2 separate regions of the Homo sapiens genome follow, and region 1 is linked to region 2. A link is a loop called in an ENCODE intact Hi-C map of the cell type or tissue named here. Cell type or tissue: Caco-2. All regions are shown on one strand. Links, peaks and the distances in the headings refer to the core of each region. The heading gives the core; the rest is flanking DNA.

Evidence for each region. Peaks named below come from ENCODE experiments on the same cell type or tissue, not always from the same donor. Only the 100,000 strongest peaks of a DNase experiment are listed, where the experiment ranks them.
Region 1: it touches region 2 in a loop (2.3-fold over the local background); 3 of 110 quality-filtered maps call a loop at or near these places.

Annotation. Positions count from the first base shown.
Region 1 is chr2:179,736,160-179,747,226 of GRCh38, forward strand. The region is part of intron 3 of ZNF385B (zinc finger protein 385B); the gene reads right to left. Among named protein-coding and RNA genes, the nearest start is that of MIR1258, 120 kb to the right of the region's middle. In Caco-2, for the core only: no CTCF peak of the experiment used is centred there; no DNase peak of the experiment used is centred there.
Region 2 is chr2:179,663,620-179,674,686 of GRCh38, forward strand. The region is part of intron 3 of ZNF385B (zinc finger protein 385B); the gene reads right to left. Among named protein-coding and RNA genes, the nearest start is that of MIR1258, 190 kb to the right of the region's middle. In Caco-2, for the core only: no CTCF peak of the experiment used is centred there; a DNase peak (open chromatin) is centred at 5,802.

The sequences.
Region 1 (11,067 bases), core at 1,594-9,593, 72 kb after region 2:
ATAGGTTCTGATTAGGTGAAGGACTATTTTTACTTACTACTCATCTATATTTATTAAAATAAGAGTAGGCAGAATAATTTATAAAACTCTCCATCTTACTTGATACTTGCTTTGGGAGCTTACAACTTTGTCTAAAAAATAAATAATGGGACTTTTTTTTCTCTATCAATTTTGCAGATTTTTTTTTAGCTCTTATTTTGCTTGACAAATCAAAGCACAAACTTTAGTCCCTGTTGTTGGTCCTCCCTCAACTCATTGGACCATTAAGCTTTTACTATATGGTGATTCTTATTAACTATTGGATTTGCTATGTCATGCTAAAGAAGTTTGCCGTTTAGCATGAGGTGTGTCAAGGACAGTTAATCGTATTACACAGAAAGCCCTTTCAGTAGTCAGATATGATAAAATGTGATAATAACGTTAACATCATTGACTGGTAAAGCTACTTCTTGAGCTTTTAATCATCATTCCAGACTTCTTTAAATGCTGTCTTCCAATCAATAGAAACACTTTAAAACTTTATACCAGGGCCAGGCGTGTAGGCTCACGTCTGTAATCCTAGCACTTTGGAAGGCCCAGGTGGGTGGATTGCCTGAGCTCAGGAGTTCGAGACCAGCCTGGGCAACATGGTGAAACCCCATCTCTACTAAAATACAAAAAATTAGCCAGGCATGGTGGTGAGCACCTGTAGTCCCAGCTACTCAGGAGGCTGAGGCAGGAGAATCACTTGAACTCGAGAGGCGGAACTTGGAGTGAGCAGAGATCATGCCACTGCACTCCAGCCTGGCGACAGAGCGAGGCTCCGTCTCCAAACAAAACAAAACAAAACTTTATACTGGAGTAAATGCAACTCACTAATGCTGTTCTCTTTTCACGTCTTGCCTTCATTTCCAAACCTCATCACATTGTTTATTTATAGTCTTTACTGTTAAGTTGTCATTCAAATGCAAACATTCAAGCTGGGTTGCACATGGAACTGGGCAGAATTTGGTGTGACATATGAAAGCTGTTGAGTGGCGGTGTGGGGCTTGAGAGGTCTAGGTTTAACTTCCAGTTATCCTGTCTTCAGCGAGTCACTTACCTTTTTGATGATGCTTATTTATTATCAAGTATAACGAGAAAATGTTACTTTTCTCTACTTCTCAGGGTTATAGTAAGGATCAAATGAAATAATAGTTGGAAATGGGTAAAGAGTTAAAAGCAATAAAGTTCCTCAATTCCCTTTCAGAAACTCCCTTTTTTTTTCCTGCCCAGGCCCATTCTTTATGTGGCCCCCACCTACTCAAAACCTCACATGTTGTGCCATCTAACTTGTGTCTCCTGTAATCCGGCTCCATATCGCCCATCAATATCTACCTGTTTTAGGTTTTAACTTTCAGACCCTAACTTTTATTAAGACATCTATGATTGAAAAAAGAATCTAAAAATAACAACAGCTGAATTTATTGAGTACTTTACCACATGCCAAATCATAAATTCAATTGCAACCCCACAGCTTTTACTAGGATAATTTCTGATTACATCATATTCCCCGCATGTTCTCTCCACTTGCTATGCAAAAACCTTTATATATATTATTCTCACTTAATCTTTGCAACAAATAAAATTGAGTCTATTATTATTCTTGTTTTACAGATAAGGAAACCGAGACTTGGAAAGTGAAGTAATTTGTCCATGATCACACAGCTAAATTGTGGTGGAGCTGCGCTTTGAATGCCTCAGAAACTGTTCCATAACTCCACTACTCCACTGCTTCTCCTGAATGCAGAACTAATGTAATGAACAAATGGTCACTCATGCATTACCTTTGAAATTTAACATGCTCATATAATCATAGAGTCTGAAGTTAGAAGATCATCTACTTTAATGATCTATCCAACCCTTAAACCTCCTTTATCATATGCCTAAGTCACAATCTGCCTTTTGCTTCAGTAACACCCATGAGGTATCTGTACCATGTCCAAAGAAAAAAGGAACGCCTTCATCTTCAGACTGCTCTATTGGGAAGTTCTTTATATCAAGCAAAAATCTTTCTTCTTGAAAACTCTGTCTACTGACATTAATTTTACCCAAGAGCTTTATTGAAAAAATATAATTCGAATGTTACATAAAATAAGTCCCCTGATAATCTCTTCCCCTTGATAAGGTACTCAGTGCACCTTGACCAGGCTGGTCACCTTCAAATGAAAACACCTAAGGCCCTCCTCTGCATTTCACCCAAACTCCAGGCACGCTCCTGCCCAGCTGAGCAAAGAGCAGGACTCCAACCTTCATTGTTATAGATACTCTATTTCTACAATTCCCATCTAAGAGACCACTAAGATTGTGTGAAACAATCATATCACGCTTTTGACTCATATGATGAGTTTACATTTTATCAATATTCCTACATCGTTTTTCACTACTTCCTCCACTTACTGTTAGTTGAAACTGATCATGTTGGAGTTGGGCCACTTTTCTAGAATAGTGGTTTTAACTGAGGCTGCACATTAGAATCACGTTGGGAGCTTTAAAAATACTGATTCCTAGATAGCAGCTGCAGAAATTCTAATTTATTTAGTGTGGGAGGTGGCTCAGGATTTACATCAATTGTGTCTTCCTATATATGTATTATCCCAGTTTGATAACATCTACAGATTTAATGGCTAAGTCATCAATGTTCTCACCAAGTCATTGCAGAGTCCTGGAGCCTTCCCTTAAGTTAATATTGGCCAGGTAGATTTTAGGTATAGATATTCAACCAGTTACAAATCCACGAAATTACACTGTCATTCAGTCCAGAGTTTTCTACTTTGTTCACAAAATAATATCAACAAAGACTTTGTTAAATATCTCACAGAGAACTAGTCTAGGGCACTGGTTAAAAGCATGGATTCCACCACCACTGCAAATTCAAATCTCAGCTGAGCTAGCTAGATTACTTTGGGAAGGTACCTTAATCTCTCTGTACTTCAGTTTCCCTAATGCTTACCTATAGGATTGTTGTAAAGATTAAATGAGTTTATACATATAAAACGTCTTGCATATGGTTAGCTTGAAAGTCAACTATCATTCCTGTTATTATTAAGTCTCATTATACACCATTTATTGCATCCACTCCATTTTAAAAGGACAATGATAATATTTGCTGCTGGAGAGCTGATCTGATGCGGTATATAGGCTGAGTGGTGAGAGATGATGAGGTACCTCGGGGTTTATCGATTATAGAACAGGCTCCTCTAGAGGGATATAAAGCACTGCCAAGTCTTTTGAGTCTTAAGCTGTTGCTTGTAGTACTCTGGTGAATAGTTTTGTTGGTTGAACTATTTGGGTTTAGAACTAAGCATAGTGGGGTATCTAATCCCAGTTTGAGTCTTAGCTATCGTGTTTTCAGGGTGTTAAAGTCACTTTTGTAGTTTATTTTTACTTCAGTTGAAGCTTTTTACAGCTTAGACGGAGTTTAGCTTTACTGTAGGTTTACCTTAAACACGCTTTTCACCAGATTTTATTAGTTTGGGTTAATCGTATGATCATGGTGGCTGGCACAAAATTTACCAACCCTGGAGTATTAGTATAGCTTAATCAAACTTTTGGTTATTGCTGGTTAAATCAGTTGTAGCTGAAGCAAGTGATAAGCATCAGAGATCATTTCCAAGCCATACCCATTTTCTCCTTACCCCCATTAAAGCATGATTCAGAGCCCATTACAGGATTTCTAACTACTGCAAGAGTGGTATTCATTGCTTACCTTACTAAATCACACAAAAGTAGCTACGTACTTAAATTACACAAAATCCAAAAGCTCCTAGATTAAGAGTTAACTAATTTATTATAACTATACTATTACCCATTGTGCAATAATAAAAAATACAGAAAGTATGGAAAAATGACAGAAAAAGAAGCCCTTACAGATTCATTTCTGAATCTGCTTACTCCTGGATATTTTGAAATTTCTTCAAAATGTAGCCTGCCCTCTCCCAGCACCCAAGAATCCTGAGTAAAGAAATTCCCCTTTAACTTGCTGGAAGGAAGGGAGAGTTCTAGATGTAAAGTCATTTCTTCCATTGTCTGCTTAAAAACCACCACTAATGGAAAATGAATCAGAGAAACAGAAAACTGGCAGTACTATAGATCTCCAAGTGAAATTCACACATCAAATTTGAAATGTGAGCAAAAAGATGATTTGCTAAATGTCCCAGTGGCATTTCAGAGTCCCTGGAAGAAGTCAGGGACAGAGGGCTCCTCATCTCTGACAGTCTAGGTGTTCCCTGGGGGAGGCATCTTTTTGTCATTCAATTGCCATTTGCCAAGAAAAGATAGCTATTGACCAGCATCACCTTTTAAGAAATTAAAAGAAATAGAATTCTTCAAATTAGGAACTTTAACTTACCTTTCAGCACCTTTTCCAAAAATTTGAGGACAAACGTTGTTGGAAGATCTTTAGGGATTGAAATTTAGATTATGGATTCACATTGGTATTTTGCGATAACAAACACGTCACACAACCAAATAGGACTGAAGTAAGTAGGAGGACATTGATGCCAACATGGGGACGGGAGTAGACTATTTAAGGTAAAAAGGGATCAGAATCTTTTCCTAAAGAGCATAGTTTAAATACAAGAAAAGGCCACCAACATCAGTTTAAACTAGTAGAAGAAGTAACGCATAACACAATAACGTTTATGACTAGTCAAAAGTGGGAAACAGATTGATGAGTGGAGGCAAAAAATATCTTGAGAGATTTAAAATGATCAGATTGAAATAAGGGTATAGTGTTAACAGACAAGAAAAAAAGGGAAGAAAACAGGAATTTGTCCACTAGGGCAATAGACACTGAAAAATGAACTAGATTATTTGGTGGGAGTAACATTTAATTCAAAGAAGATATGGTTTTGTAAGAAGTACTTTCTTGGGATGGTAGACTTAATCCATTTCCAAAACTTGGGTTAATGGCACTCACATTCAACTGATCAATTCAGGCTCAAAACAGGTTCCTGGTTTGAATGTTGCATAACTGACAGAGAACTGAGGTGGCATTTTAGACTGGAAACAGAAAGGTTAGGTTTAAGAAATTACTCCAAATATGTTGTCCATATTATTTGTTAATCAACTGCAGGTTCTCCTAACACCACATTCTGTTATAGTACATGTGGTTCACTTCTGTGATTTTTTTTCTCATTTTGAGAATCAAATTATACACTGATGTCTAGTTTTGACTGTTAAGGATATTAACAAAAAGGAGGAGGGGAATATTAGTAAGTGAGAAAAGAGAAGAAAGGTAATACAGAAGCTGAGTGGGCAAAGGGGATTTTGCAATATGGCCTGAAGTGACATGAACACTCTCAGCAAAGGACCCTTTATTCCACAGGGAGGTTGCCCAATATCTAAGAGTAACATTCAGATCCAGGATAGAACATTCTGTTCTGTTCCAGTGTGGTTAAAATTGGGATAGCTTGGGTGTGGGAATGGAGTTTTGGTAAACAGCTGAGCATGTGCACAATTAATATTATATTAATATGTTATAAAGTTGTTAAAAGAATTCAATAAAAATCTACCTATAAATATTTTGACATCATATGAGGCACACAGTAGGTATATAATAAATATTGTATCTATTCTATTTTATTCAGCTATGGTAAATGGAATAATTAAAGGATTCCAAAGATTTTCTTCTAGGTCAAGTTTGCAAGTTACTCTGCCTCTCGGAGAAATCTAGTGGGTGGCAGTCAGAACTAAGTCCTAAAATCAAAAGGGTAACAAATATTTAAATAAAGGCCAGATGAACGGGTAGGGGAGAAGGCATTGAAAGAGGCACCTGACATTACGCATCTTAACTACAACAAAACAAAATGAATTAATAAGTATCTCAAACCTGCTAAAGAAGGAAAATCCCGAAAATATTCTAGTTGACAAGGGATGACAATTAGAAATTAATTGTATAATACTCATTAATTATTCAAAATGTTACTGATACTTATTTAATGTGCTGCCTTTATTATACTAGTAATTATAGAAGGCTTTCATTTATTATTTGTAATTTAGATTCCATCAGTCCTTTATTTCTTGACACCATTTTAAGTTTCTCAGATAGTAACTTTCTTTCCCTAGGAGTTTTCAGGCATAAACCCTAACAGTTAAAACTGATCACTTTTACAGGAATGTGCAGCCTCCATTTTGGCACTGGTAAAACCAATTTTCTAGGCCATTACTGGAGACTCACTTTTTTATTTAGAAAGTAGGTAGAGTTTCCAGATGCAATACAAGACACTTAGTCCAAGTTGAATTTCAGCTAAACAACTAACAATTTTCAATATTAAGTATGTCCCAAATATTGCATTGGATATATACTAAAATATTATTTATTGTTTTAGCTAAAATTCAAATTTAACTCAGAGTTCGATATTTTTATATACTAAATCTGGAAACCCTAAAACTTGAAGTTCCTAGTTCATTAATAGGAAGTAGGAAAAAAAGTAAGTGAAAAGACTGAAAGTAAATAAAGCTTTAAGGTAAGAAGCAACTTTCTCACTAAAGTATACTCATCTTAGCAACATACCTCAAAAGAAAGTACAAACTCTATAAATTGCCCAAATTATTGTTGGATTTATACAATCAGGAAAGCCAAATTTGGATAGTACTTTCATTTTGCAATCATGTTTCTCAACTAAAACAGGTTTGTATCTGCTATTTTTTGTAACTAGTCATTTTTAAGAACTGCTGAAGAATAATTCAAGATGCTATACCTTAATACAAAAGTGAAAAGATGCAGGCAAATCACTGAGATTTATATCCTCATGATTTCATAAATCCTACTACTTCTGAAGGAGAAATTGCTACTAAGACTTCAGGCAGATATGCCAAATTAATCCCTTCTTTCTTCTGAGTGAATGTCCTATGTTCTATGTAATACGACAAATGTCACTATTCTAAGAGAATTCTAACATTCTAAAACTTTTTTAAAAAGATTTTCATTTATTAAACATGTTATATCATCAGGAATTTCAAAGAGAAAATGTCAATGCCCTCTAAGTTTCTAATTCTCAACCCACAAATTCAATTTGTTTCATGGGCTTTGGGGAATTAATAAATATGAGATATTTATTTGTAAGTCAAAATCTAAAACTGAGTCCCCCTGACAATCTGATGATGATTTGTGACATAACATTCCCAAAAGAAGAAAAAAAAGTTTCACATTTTGCTTCATCTAAAAACACAAAATTGTTTTCTAATTATAATGGCACATATTACACTCTGTATTTCAATAATATTTTATCTTGACTCTTTACATGTGTAATCACTTAACCCAGGCAAAGATCTAATAATTAACAAGAAAAAAATCATGAAATTCAGGATTTATGAAGTGTTTTCAGTTCCCTTGTCAAGACCACATGAGGGAAAAAGTATAATAGCAACATCCAAATATGTACTCTATTCCACCTGCATATCCATTACCACAATGCAAAGAATCAGCACAAAAATAAATACTCCACTAAATGTCCTGGTAATTTTGATCACCTCTATTTCAAAATGCATTATTCAACCAGGGTTATCTTCTGATAGAAAGAGAAGGTTAAGGAAAGCATTCTTAGCACATTGACAAATGCATTTCATTTTTATTATGTGGAAACAAACAAAAACTGTATTTAATATTAATATCATTTTAGCATTTGAGAGCTTTTGCTTTTCTAAATGAGATGATTGCATGAAAGAAGGCATTTTTTGGGTCAAATTTCCAATGTATCTACAGGTTGTTTTAATTTCATTATTTAACTCGCCGTACTCATAGCACATACACGTACAACTAAGTACAAATCGCTTATATCAAATATAAGATGTATTAAAGCCTTTCCCTCTCTCCAACAGTGCTCTAGGATGCATTACCAGGCAAGCAGATAAGTGTAATGATGAATTGCATAATATGGCCAACATTAATAGAGTGGTTTTCTACAAATGTATTGCAAAAAATAAATACTTCACATTTCAGAACATAACTATTTGGATGTCACATGTTAGCAAAGGACAAAGTGGCAGATATTAGCAACTTTAAATCTGTAGGTCCTGGATTAAACAATATAAAGGAACTTGAGAGAAATGACAATGCATCTAGAGCACAGATGAGGTTGAAGGTAAGAGTCTATTCTTGAGGGTCTAATTAGGTTCTTCCCATCTCTCCATTTTTTTTTTTTTTTAAATCATAGAGACGCCTTAGCAGAAGCTATCGGCTTTGACAGTACACCGAAATCCTGGCAGTGAACCATAAATTGACCATTACCATAAAAAGAGCTGCTAAACGAGAAACCATGTGCTCAGTATAAAACTAATTTCATGCTTTCAAAAGCACACAGTGGCTTCTAGCAAGATAGTGGCCCTGGGACTTGCCGAGACAGATTGGTGAACACAAATGGTTTGCTCCTGATGCGTCTGCTTAGCCAAGCTTTACGTGTACTGGCAGTAAAAGAGGTTCTCGAGCCTTCTATCAAACAAATACACACTTAGCTATAACTTTAAAGCTGAAAGCTATAAAACAGCTGCCTCAAATAAATATAGCAGGAAAAACACATACACTTATATACATACACACCCCATGTGCCATGCTAGCTGCTTCCAATCAAAGAAAAATAGATTCCCCTGCCAACCTAATATACTAAACAGACACTTAATAAGCACAATGCTATTTAATACATTATAACCCTCACACTCCATTCATGCTTAGAAACACCAGAATTAGAGTTTAGCCAAGCCTAAGCAATAGCACTCCATCTACTTGGAGGCTAACTTTGTGTCTGCCCTTATCTAGTTGGCTTTCAAATACCATATACTTACAAGGCTACATCAAACCTTTCCAAGCATGATGATCTAGTAATTTAACCTCTCCAGGTGAGCACAGGTATTTTATTTATATTTAAATGATACAATCTGCTACATTTAAAGCATCTCAGCTAATAAGAACACACTTCATGAAGAAATACTGTTAATTTCCTCCCATTCTCATTCGGCACACAGTCGTTAGAAATTAATTACTGTTGGTTGTCCAGTACATGACCGGTCATAACTTTTAATTATTAATAATGTCTAGCTTCACAAGTTGTCAACTCCAGTATGTAATCCACATCACTTACTTTCTTAGTTATCTCGAAACATGACTTGTCTCCTCCTATCTGTCTTTCATGTCAAAGATTCTACAAAGTACATTTTGTTTATAGCCTTTTTAATAACATCTGAAACACATAATAACACTGCTAATTACCTACTTTCAGTAATGGTAGCAAATTGCATAATATCACTGACTTGTTCAGAATGTTTAAAATGCAAAGGAAGTCACCTACTGGTAAGATGTCCTCGGCAAACAGCTAGCACAGAAAGAAAGGGATGGTTATCACACCCATGTAAGGAGTTACTTCGCAACAAAATTAAAGAATCATATATTTTGCTCTTCAGCTTTGCTCCTTCAGATGTGTCAGCACAATGTGATAAACACAATTGAGGACTCCACAGGATTCAGCATAACATACAAAAGAATCTGTTACTGACATCCCAGACCCCAGCATCCAAGTTTTAGAATAAAAACGCTCACCTCTGCTAGGAAGTCCACTCCACATCCTGGCAGGGCTCTCACCAGCTTCAAGAGCAACCAAGTTGGATAAACAAAACTTCCAGTATGTGACCAGGATAATGCACAGCGCTACCGAGACTTGGCTCCAGCCCTGATTATCTGTGTGACAGCACCACGTTATATCAGTGCCGCTCCAAGCCTTCCCAGTTGCTGGCTTATTGCACTGCTCATTGAAAATCCTTTACATGCTGGCAACATTTTAGGGAAGGACAAGCACACTCTGAGTCATTTGTAAAGAAAGCAGAGCAATTTCAATTCTATATCTCCATGTGTGCTGAAACCAGAAGCACTGTCAATGTACAAGTCTGAGGTGGATTTATGCTGAGAAACAGGCAACCTAAGCCTTCATTATCAATGCATGAAATCAGCCACTGTGATCAAATTCAAGCAAACCACAAGAAGGATGTGATTATGAAAGTCTCCACAGATTTAGCACCAAACCTTGTGGAATAAAGAATCATCTATTGAAATTGTGTAAATGTTAAAAATAGCTCTGGCTTTTCAACAATGAGCAGGATACAGGGAAGAAATCAGTAGTCTATATTACGAGGACTTATAAAGGCTGCATAAATCAAAATAGCTGTAGGTTCCTGGGACTTCGCTATAGACAAATGAAATCACTGGAGACTATGACAATTATAACAAAAATAATTCCATATATTTGACATAGATGTCCATTAAAGGGCAAATCAAACATCCTTTAACTCCTAAGTGCCCATCTCTAAATTAAAATAATGGTGATAGTTAAAAATGTGCGATGCTATGCTAGCACCAGGACAAAATACCATCAATTTTATTCTAAGATAATTTCATAAACAATAGAGATTTAAATCTATTCTGTGTAACAATAAACATGCAAGATAGATATTTTAACACTATAATCTTTGCTCATTATTTTAAAAAATCTATAGTTCATTAAACCCATGTATTTTTATCCCAACTACCCCCAAATTTATACTTTTGCTTTTTATAATCCTTTCTGTTTTGTTACTAAAATATAAGATGCAAGAGCTACTGGACATCGTCTTTAGAAGACACAAGGTCAGAAAGCAGTATTAGATATACCCCAGAAATACATATACCCCAGAAAGCAGTAGCAGTGCTTTGAGATCACAAAATATACAGATTTGACATGTGCATGCAAACTGCAAAGCAAAAAAGAAATAAAATGTTTATTAAAAATCACAAAAGTAAACTGGAAGAAATTCCTAGGAGGCAACATTGACAACACATTTAAGGTTCTATTCAATTTTTTAAAAAGGGTTTTAGGTTCTCATTGAGACTCTGAAGGCCAGACAAACTAGAATCCAGTAAAGGCAATTCCTGATTTGAGGATCTCCTATAAATGACTGGGTTCAGTTCTAGTAATCCTACCAGCTCTGAGATGACACATTTAGAAGTGTCTACAATATGAAACATCTGTGTAAAACTAAGCAGCACACATTTACGTAACACAGCATTCTGGAGCAACATTA
Region 2 (11,067 bases), core at 1,736-9,735:
GAATGGCGTGAACTCGGGAGGCGGAGCTTGCAGTGAGCCGAGATCGCGCCGCTGCATTCCATCCAGCCTGGGCGACAGAGCGAGACTCCGTCTCAAAAAAAAAAAAAAAAAAAAAAAAATCTCATGAAAGAATCTCTCATTATCATTTAAAAGCAGGAACAGAAGAAACTAAGTGCTAGCTATGCGTCAGGCATCCTTCCGGGGACTTTACATTCAGTTCTCATACAGTCATTGTACAGATTAAGCCAATGAGACCAAGATAGCACAAGCAAATTGTCCAGGGTCACAAATCTTCAAATCCAGTGGTCCTACCCAGCTTCCTCCTTGTAAAATCCAGAGAATTGAGGCAGCAGAATTAAACTAAAGTTTTTCTGTAATGATTTCCAGAGAATGTAAAATTTCATATTTTTTGGAATTATAAATAGTTTTAAGTAAAAAATATTTTTTTTTTTTCAAAAAAGCAAGTGGTTCTTTTGGTTTCTCTTTGGCTTTTTTTTTTTCCTTCAGGGGATTTTTTTTTCTTTTATTCCCCTCTTCAGAGTAGAACTAAAGTATCTAAGAGTAGATTGTTTAAACCACACCAATATTTCACATTTTTCTATAATGCTAAATATTAAGTTCTTGAATTATCCATTAATATTTCATATTTATTGTCTAAAATAAGTGTAAATTGTTCAATTGCATTCATTTTAATACTTAGGCTTCACTTAAGACCATCTAAAGGCATTAACTAATATTATTTCTGGTGAAATTATGCTTAACTGAGGAAAAATTGTAGCCGAATAGTTTTTCAATTTTTCACAAGTACAGCTCTCTGTAGATACAGATAATTGCTATTAACTAGGCTACTACTTATTTGAATAGATTGAACATTGAGGGAGTTACATGAGTTCTGAGTCTGAAAATCCAGAAGAGAAAAATAAAGAACAAAAAGAAAAAAATTGTTGTGTGAGTGAAAATGTTCATTACATTATGTATAATCACAAACATATGGACACATCCTAAATGTCCAACAGCAGAAGACTGGATGTGTCTTGTATTATGAAATATTATAAAATATATTAAGTGATATAAGAAAATGTACATACACTATGTAACAAGTGGGGAAAATAATGTAGAACTGGATATATAATAGAAGTCAACTATGTAAAAATATACATATCATATATTGATGTAAATGTTTGTGCACATTTACAGAAACATATTTGGAAGGAAGTACTCCAAAATCTGTTAACATTGCAGGATTTTTGTTTATTATTTACCATTTTCTGTGTTTTTACTTTTTTTGCACTAAATTATAAAAACCCTCATTTAAAAAATGATAGTGGGAAGTGTTTGACTATGAAAAAAATTTTAAACAGTTTATAAAAACTTGGATTCAGAATTAGCTAATTTAAATAATCCCATTTAAAAACTTTATAGTAAGTAAATCTTGAGAACTAGACAAATTCCCAGGTTTCTTCTGGGCCGTACTGATCCTCTGGTTCCACAGGAGTAAGGTGCTAGGCCTGTGCAAGCACGTGGACTAAAGACACACGGGAGGCTCACACTGATCACTGTCACAATGCTAATGTATAGTAAGTGGTGTGAAATAAACAACATAAAGGAAATGAGGATAATGATAATACAATATTTATAGTGAGCTACAATGATCAATTCCCGCAACTCCTCAGTGACTTAATCTTTTCACCTGTAGTATCTGCATCTCTGCATCCATATAGATGAGCATCAGAAGCTTTCAGAGAGGTGATGACGAGAATCCAGCTCAGAGACTGGCTTACATGCATGATTTTTTTCAAGGCACTAAATCTTTTTCACCACTACGGTGACAATGCCATTTCTACCCAGACATTTAACTTGGACAAAGGCAATAATTTATACGTTTGGAAGCTGCGGCTCCCCAGAAACCTTTATAACCTGGCCCTCATTAAACTATTTATTCTCTATCAGTGTCATCAGATTTCCATGACAACATCACGCTGTATAATCAACATGGTTCGAACTAGTCACATCTTTGCACAACTGGACACATCAAAATAATTGTATTATGTCATCAGTGATGCCACCAGACAGAGCACCAGCTCCCTTCCTACACTGGATAGCAGACGTTCAAATAACGCAATGTAGGTTTTCCTAAAATAGATGCTCAGATATGTCAAGTTTTTCAACAGGGTTAAATTAGAAGTGCTATCTTTTTTTTTTTTCTTTTCATTTAAAAAAAAATCTCTACCTGCTCAATGTATACCCACTCTACCTTGCTTATTTCTATGCAAAGCCAGCTGGTCCTCTCAGGCAGAGTTTGCCTAGGGCAGCAAAATGCTCTGACTGTTTATCCCATGTGAGTGATTGCCAGCTGGGAGGAATGTGTTTTTCCTAGTTTGCCCATGGCATATATTCAGAGGGAGATGGACAAGACCATGAAACTTTGTACAAGTCGCACAGTTTTGTAGTGAGATGATATTTTGCAAACAAAAATGTTAAGATACATCTAATGTTGGGAGATGAAAGCCCAAAAAGATTTTAAGATTTGCTCCCTATTAACATAAAATCTAAAAAAAATTTCATTAAGGAAATCACCATAGGTTTTTGTTTTATTTCCAGAGTTGGTTACAATAGATGTTTGCCTATGAGACTGAAAATCATGTATTTTATAAGAGTTGAGTTAGCTGAAGTCAAAACTGCTGAAATATCGTCTGAGAGGCATATGGCAATAGCTTCCCCTCCTGTGATTTAACATTGTTAAATTAGCTATAAAATATTTTTATCAGTAATATACTGTTTTCCAAGATAATTCACACATATAAATTCCAAACCATCTTACTAATGAAAAGATAAAGGATTGCTTCATTCAGGGGAATTACTTGCTTTCAAATGGAGAATATAGTTTTAAGAAAAGATTTAACAAACAGATGTTTCAAAATTTTGAATACATGTTATATAATCATAGAATCTCAATTCTTAAAATGACTCCAAAACCATCTCATTTTATTAATGAAGAAACTGACACCAAGAGAGGAAAATCATCTTTTTTTTTTGTCAAATAATCATAAGAATATTTATTCATTCTTTTAATCTTTATTGAGTTTCCATTCTGGGCCAGGCCCTGCTCTGAGTGCTGAGGCTACGGGAGCTCTTGCTCTCATGGAACTTATGTTAGACTAATGTTTCCTGATTCTGATCACAGAGCTCTTTTCATTTGCTCACATATTTCTCTCACCAAAAGGGCTAATCTACAAAATGTATGAACAGACTCCAACATCTGACAAAAATACCTGTAGCTGTTGTTGTTGTTTTTTGTTTTATCTAGATTCATTTATCATGGTTATTTTTTGAAGATTATCACATTTATCCATATTAAGATGAAAACTCCCAGGTCTTTATGTGTCTTTCAGTTAACAACTTGCATAATAAAATATGTATTACATTTCTTATATTAATTAACATTTTTTGGGTTTGGTGGCATAATACAATTGGCAAAATTTTAGTTTTTCATCTCTGCTGCCCTCTTCCCCCCACCAAAAGGGAAAGATTCTGAAATTCAGAGATATTGATATGCTATTTCTGTGGATTTTTTTCCCCAACTCAATCTTAATACCTACATTAACATTCAGTAATGCAACAAAATAATTTAGAGAATAGCCATATAGTATCGAGTGAGCTTAAAACAGTCTGGAAACACAGTAGTAAACCAGGAAGACTTCTGAGTTTTTGTCACTAATATTCTGCAGAAATCATGTACTATGCATGTGCTGCAACTTTTACCTGGAAAAAACTTAGTCTCCCTCCCCCCCACCATTTTGTAGTTAAGGCAGAATACAAGAAATGTGTCCAGTGCTTGCCAGCCCCCAGCCTCTTCTACCTAATCTAACCCCTTTTTGTACCACATGACTCTATCCCATTCCAGCCATAGCTGACTGGACCAGGTGTGGGTCACTGATTTCGGGGCAGCTAATCAGACACAATGTGACTGGTGGCCTGGTTCAAAACGATGTGCTAATCCATCCCTCAGGAACTGGGAAGATGTGGAACAGTGGAGTAAATGCTGGAAAGTGCCAAGCTCTGAACAGCTTCATTGGCAGCTATGTTTAAGCCAGAGTTTATAGGGAAGAAGGAAAGGTCCCTAGAGAGAGGAGAATACAACATACAGTGCAGAGATGACCAGATATCATAAGAGAGGTATACACTGACTTGAGGGAAAAGATGATTCCCTATGATTTTCCAGGTAACTGACATCAGTTGTATTTAAGTCCCAGCCAGCTACAATCACTGACCTTAGATTTCTTGAGATTCACTGTTGTATTCTCAAAACAGACCTCCTCCTCCTTAAGTTGGCCTGAGTCTGTCTATTCCTTGCAACCAAACAAATCCTAATCAAGAGAAAATGACTTTTCACGTATCTAGACTTAGTTTTCTCCACAAGAAAAGAGCAAAAGTTAATCACAAGTGATGGTACTCAATTCCTCTTAAGTCTCTGAAGGATCATCCTATCCATAAGTCAATTTGGAGTACTGGTTAATATGCATTAATATTAATGACACCATGATATTTAATAATTTCTACAACCTTCTATATATAAAATTATGAGGGTCACAGAAGACCATAGTACTGAATTAATCTTTTCCATTTTTTAACCTCAAAATATTTGTTGGTAATACTCATATAGTTACCTTAATTTTTCCCTTTTCTCTATCAAAGGTGCTGAAAAACAGGCATCTGAAGAGACCACAATATACAGTAGTCTGTCCTTTTGATTTGCCATGCCCTCATATTCTCCTTTATCAAACTACTTTTTAGCTACTTCTTCCAGTGAATTTTGCTCCTAAAATAGTATATTCATGATGGGTTCCTCCTTTATTTCTATTTCATTAGTCATTAACCCTCCTTAAGCTAAATGGATGGAAACAGTGCATTTTCTCTATTTTTGTTTGCACATAAAGATTTGGTTAAAGTGTTTTGCTCTACAAGTTCATCTTATCACACAGTTCCTGGAGCCAACACCTTTCTTTTTTTTTTTTTTTTTAACTTTCTATATTTGATTAGTTTCTGCTGAGAGGAGGGTCTACAAAAATTCATTGCTACTACCTCATAAGCTAGGGGAAAAAAGGGACAATTTTAATTTTTTGTGATGTAAAGGAAACATCATTTTTAGCCAAATCATAGTTTTAATTCTAAAGATTTATTAAAATGATACAGTAGATATTGTGCAGCAATGGCTTGGAGCCATCTGAAGCACTTTACCCTGTCTGGGGTTTTCCAACTAAAAGGAAAATAAAGAATTTTGGGCAGTTAAAAGGGGAAATATTGATATAATTAAAAGGCTAGAAAACAAAAGGAAAGCTTAAAAAGTATAGTAAAAAGAATATCAAGGTACAGCTTCAAGTATGTAAATGGCTGTATGTTACAAAGCATAGAGACAACACAGAACTATGAAGAGAGCATATTTATATTTAGTTGTACTACTGTCAAAAAATACTTGAGTGTCAGAAGATGCTTTAAAGGTTCTATCTGTATTAACTAATATATTATGATTATTCTAATTTTACACATGAGGAAACTGAAGCCCAGAGACTCTAGGTAACTTACCCAAGGTTACATAGCTAGGGGAAGTTGAGGAGTGGGGATTTGAAAGCAGGAGTTCTGGCCCTGCAGCCGGACCCTTTAATCACAGACTGTCCATCCTCTGTAAATATCTTGAACAGTAGTTCTCAAATTGGTTACATATTAAAACCATCTCAGGAGCATTTCAAAGTACACCAACACATAGGCTCGAACTCCCAAAGATTCAGACTTAATGGGCTTAGGTGGGGCCTGTCATCAGCATATTTAAAATTCCCAGCATATTTTTTAAGTCTCCAGATGATTCTAAAGTGCAAAGTGACCACTAAGCCCAGATCACCTGGCTATTTAGTGGCCTAGCCAGAAGCAGCCTCTAGGTATCTTGACTTTTTCCTCTACATGATAGTGGCTCCCAGCTTCAGCAAATTGAGGGGGAAAATGAAAAAACACATTTTTACTCTGGAGTAATGAATTTGAGTTTCTTAAACCAAGAAGCTTTCATTCACTGGTGATCATGAAACACAAGGATGGGGTTTCTTTGGAGGTTATTAAAGCTAAGATGGATTCTCAATTTTCTGAAATAATTATGTTAATGAGAAACTGATGAACATTTCCAAACTTCTTTTAGGTACTGAAGAACTAATACAGTTTAGACACCAGAGGTCTCACAAGTTAAACCCTCTATATAATACAGAGCCCTCCTGAGAATCAACTTAAGGTGAAATGTTTTAAAGAAGAGATAATGGTGGTGGTGTGGTGGTACATGTTGAGCAACCAGCTCTCTGGAGGTGAGGGAAAATCCCTGATTAGCAGTGTTTACAAAATCATGGTGCTGGCCGGGCGCGGTGGCTCACGCTTGTAATCCCAGCACTTTGGGAGGCCGAGGCGGGCGGATCACGAGGTCAGGAGATCGAGACCATCCTGGCTAACACGGTGAAACCCCGTCTCTACTAAAAATACAAAAAAATTAGCCGGGCGTGATGGCGGGCGCCTGTAGTCCCAGCTACTCGGGAGGCTGAGGCAGGAGAATGGCGTGAACCCGGGAGGCGGAGCTTGCAGTGGGCCGAGATTGCGCCACTGCACTCTCGCCTGGGCCACAGAGCGAGACTCCGTCTCAAAAAAAAAAAAAAAAAAAATCATGGTGCTAATACTTTCACCATTGCCAATTGACAGCTAACAGCATGACATTATTGAGTGTGGAATTGGGAGGAGATGTACAGTAGCATGCTACTCTCTAGTACTTCCACCATACAGATGTAACAGTCATAAGAAAAACTCAAGAGCATGGATAGCAGTAGAACGTAAAAACAAAAACAAACAAAAAAAAATAGGAACTAATAGGTCTTGAAAATTTGTTACTCACTTTGAAATACAATTCATTTAATGTACATTTATATAATTTATTTTAAAAACAGCTATATTTAATAACTGGCAAAAGTTCTGAAAAGCTAATGATTGGTTCTCATGAGCTGGTCCAACATACCACTGAAAAGGCATCCGTTTAATCACGGAGTTTTCTTGGAGAAGGACAATATTTAATTAAATAATTTGAACAAGAATGAGTGAATTTAGGGGGTACATACAGTCTAAAGAGATAAATTTTCTTCATTAATTGAGATTTCTCAAAAATGAGAACTTTTGATTAAATCCTCCAGAGCAAATCCAGCCTTCATTGTGAGCAGTGGAGGATAAAGGCTAAGAGTGTGGGCTCTGGGTCAGAATAACTGGACTTAGTTTTCCTAGCTTGCCCATCTGTAACTCTGTGACCTTGGAAAAGTCACTTATCTATAGTTTCTCCATCTATGGAATGTGATGATAATGGCACCCACCTCACAGAATTGTTGAAAGAATTAAATGAGATACTACATGTGAAGCACTTGCAACAGTGACTGGCACACAGCAAATGCTTGGTGAATATTAGCTACCACTATTGTATCAAAGTGCCTTCAAGTATAAAAACTTTGTCTATTTGAGATGGTTCTGGCGACTGTCAGCTGCTTAATGTTCCTCAACACAATAAGAACTTCCAAGAGTGTCTTTGGCTTTTCTTATGCTCCTCCCGCTTGAAATACTGAATTCCTGCATGTGATTTCCAGCTCAGCTCAAAAATATTCTCTTTTTCTGATTAGCCTGCACCATGGATGCAATCTGGTCCCTCTTGAGGGATTTTAGTAAAATGTGAGAAGAGAGAGCTAATTTAAAAATGGAATTATTAATAAAAGGGAAGCAGAACTTAAACCTTTGCGAAATTCAGAACCTATTATATTGAAAAGCATATTCAAGACAAAACACGAAGGGTGTGGCCAAATGATGATGATCCAAGAAGATGAGTCAGCTGTCTAAACAAAATCCAGGACCTATTATTGTCCAAGATGCTAAAACAAATGACTCCAAAAGCAATTCAGAAATCATCAGGGCTGCCACCCTCATCATAGGCACACAGTAGAAGGGAGGTAGGTAGTACAATTTCAACGAAGGGGCTACAGGCACACATGAAACTTCATTGTAGCCCTGTTCCCCCAGCCCCTCTGTCTCAAGGCTCTGCCACCTGCACTCCACTCTCTGAACTCCATCCTATGTTCCCCAGCTGCCCCAGATGTAGCATGCACTGCAGCCAGCAAAGCAGTGGGGGTGTGGCTGCCTCCACCTAGATTTGGATGCCCTGGAGGACTGTGGGAACCAGGCAAAGAACTGTCACCAGGACAGCACCACTGCACAGAGCCCCTACTAGGGCAAGGCCTAGCAGAACTGGGACAAAATGGCTGCTCCTGATACCCTGGGGTGGTAGAGACACCCGGGTAAGATTCCAGCTCAAGAGAACTGCAGGTGTCCAATTCAAACTCTTGAGAGCTGTGACATGGGCTATGCCCTACAAAGCAGTGTGGACAGGGCTGCTTGGAATCCTGCAGATCCAACCTCTGCCCCAATGTGTCCAGAAGGTGGGACCACAGCTCCAGTGGGTCTGGAAGGCAGAGCTTTGAATCAAAGATTATTCTTGAGCCTTAAGATTTTGTTCTCACTCAGAATTTATCACTTATTTCTTCTTTCCTATTTCTCTCTTTTGGAATAGGAATGTTTGTCCAGTGCCTACCCCACCACTACAGTTTAGAAGCACAAAACCTGTTTGATTTCAGAGGCTCACAGCTGAAGGGGAATTTGCCTCAGAATAAATCATACCTTAAGTCTCACCCATATCTGATTTTGATAATATTTAGATGAGACTTTGGACTTTAGACTTTTGAGTCAATGCTGAAACAAGTCAAGACTTTCGGTTCTCTTGGGATGGGATGAATGTATTTTGTATGGAAGAAAGACATGAGGTTTAGGGGAGGAGTGAGAGGTAGAATGCTATGGTCTGAATGTTTGTGTCCCTCCCAAATTTTATGTTGAAATCCTAACCCCCAAGGCGATGGTATTAGGAGGTGAGGCCTTTGGGAGACATCTGGGAGTAGAGGCCCGATGAATGGAATTAGTGCCCTTATAAAAGATGTCTGAGAGACTCCTTACCTCTTCCACCAAGTGAGGATGCAGAGAAAACTCTTTTTCATCTATGATGAAGTGGGTCCTTACCAGACACAGAATCTGCTAGCCCCTTGATCTTGGAATTCCCAGCCTCAGAACTGTGAGAAATAAATTTCTGTCGTTTATAAGCCACCAAGTTTAAGACATTTTTTTGTTATAGTAGCCAAAATGAACTAAGACAGCTGAGGGCATTCCAATGTGGGTATCCTAGAGACTTAGGTCTGACAGCTGAATAGAAGCAAAAATCAAGGCTCTGCTCCTCTGCAAGGTGGGGAGTTAAAAAATGAAACTCAAGGCCAAATCCTTTGCAGAGAAATCTACTCAACAGCAAAGCGAGACGGCAAGAAAAGCCGTCTGTTTTGGTTAGATATTGAGGGGAGAGAGTGGCTTTCTGAGAATTTATAACCATAGTCCTACCCTTACATGGTTCAGGATTTAGATATTCACTATCTTCCTGGTCCAAGAAACCCCAAGCCAAGCGAAGTAACATATATGTTCCAGGGTTGGTTGCATCCTAGAGCACCTGGAAGTAACTAAAGTGATTCTTTCTAAAGAAGTGCATCCTCAACCCATGGCTTGAAGTTCCCACAGAGAAAGCCCAGTGGAACATGAGCTCACAATCCAAAATTATGAGCCACCATGAGCAAAAGACAGAAACAGAAAACATCATACGCTTTTCACAAATCTCTTAATTAAAGTTATAAAGTATAGTATACAAAATATGAAATAATTGAAGAATTATGGATAGTAGACCCCATAATGATCATTAAGAGATTAAATAACTGGTATTAATGTTTTATGTGGAAGAAGAATTTAGAAGAAAAAATGAGAACATGTGTTGGAATTATGGCAGTTTTCAAACAAGACCCTGAATAAAATTAAAAAGGCAATTTTTCTCTCAGGCCTACCTGTTGCCCCCCTTCCTTCTGCCTCCTTCACTTGACTTTCCTCTTCTCCAGCCCCTTTGGAAAGCCTACTATATTCATATGTATTCTGACTCATCTCAGAATGACATCAACTCAAACTACAAAAGCATCACTGCCAACAATTAAGTGGAATCTGTTTAATCTAAAGACAATACTCATATTCTAGTTTTATTTGAAGATACTATTTCATAACTTTTTAAAATACTCTCACAATGGAATATTTCTTAAACTTAATAAAGAACCACATTATTTCATTTACAGCAGTAAATAAGATTTATAAACCTTTTTATGCAACATAAAATCATGCAGACTTTTATCTGAAAATGAAATGTTTGATATAACTATCAAAAGATTAAATTAGATGTATTGATCTTAGAAGCACAGTTACTATATATGTTATTATATATCATTGTTTATACAGAACTATATCCTAAATTATCAATAGTTTTTGTAAGGCCAGGGACAACTTGCAATGCTATTATTATATATTAAAGGCTAATATTGCATTCCTTTGAAAAAAAGTATTTATCTATTTAACAAGATTTAAATGAACATCTACTCTATGCCTGGTACTACAATATGCACTGTAGATAATTAATGAGCAAAAAATGGTCGCAATTCCTGCTCTCATGGAGCTTTTAATGTAGTGAAGGAGACGGATTATTATTAATCAAGTAAATGTAGAATTGTAATTGAGCAACTATGACGTATTTTTCTTGACTGTAGTAAAAATACATTGGCTTTATGACCTTTTAAAATAATATTTAATTTGTCAAAAGTTAGGGGGCAGTGGGTGGTTTAGTCTTATGAATGAATTCATTCTTATAAATATAACCCAAATTTCACATGGGAAACCTTCACCTGATACTGATTTCTATTGAATTATTTTAAAGTCATTATCAATCTTGCCAATATTCTAGAATTTTCAGGATCCTTTCCTTATAACTCCAAAAGACAAACTGAATTTATCAGCTTCAACAATTTAGCAAATTGTGTTTTTATCTGCTTACAAACTATGAAGTCACACATATTATGTGAAATATTTTAATAGATTTTGAAGATT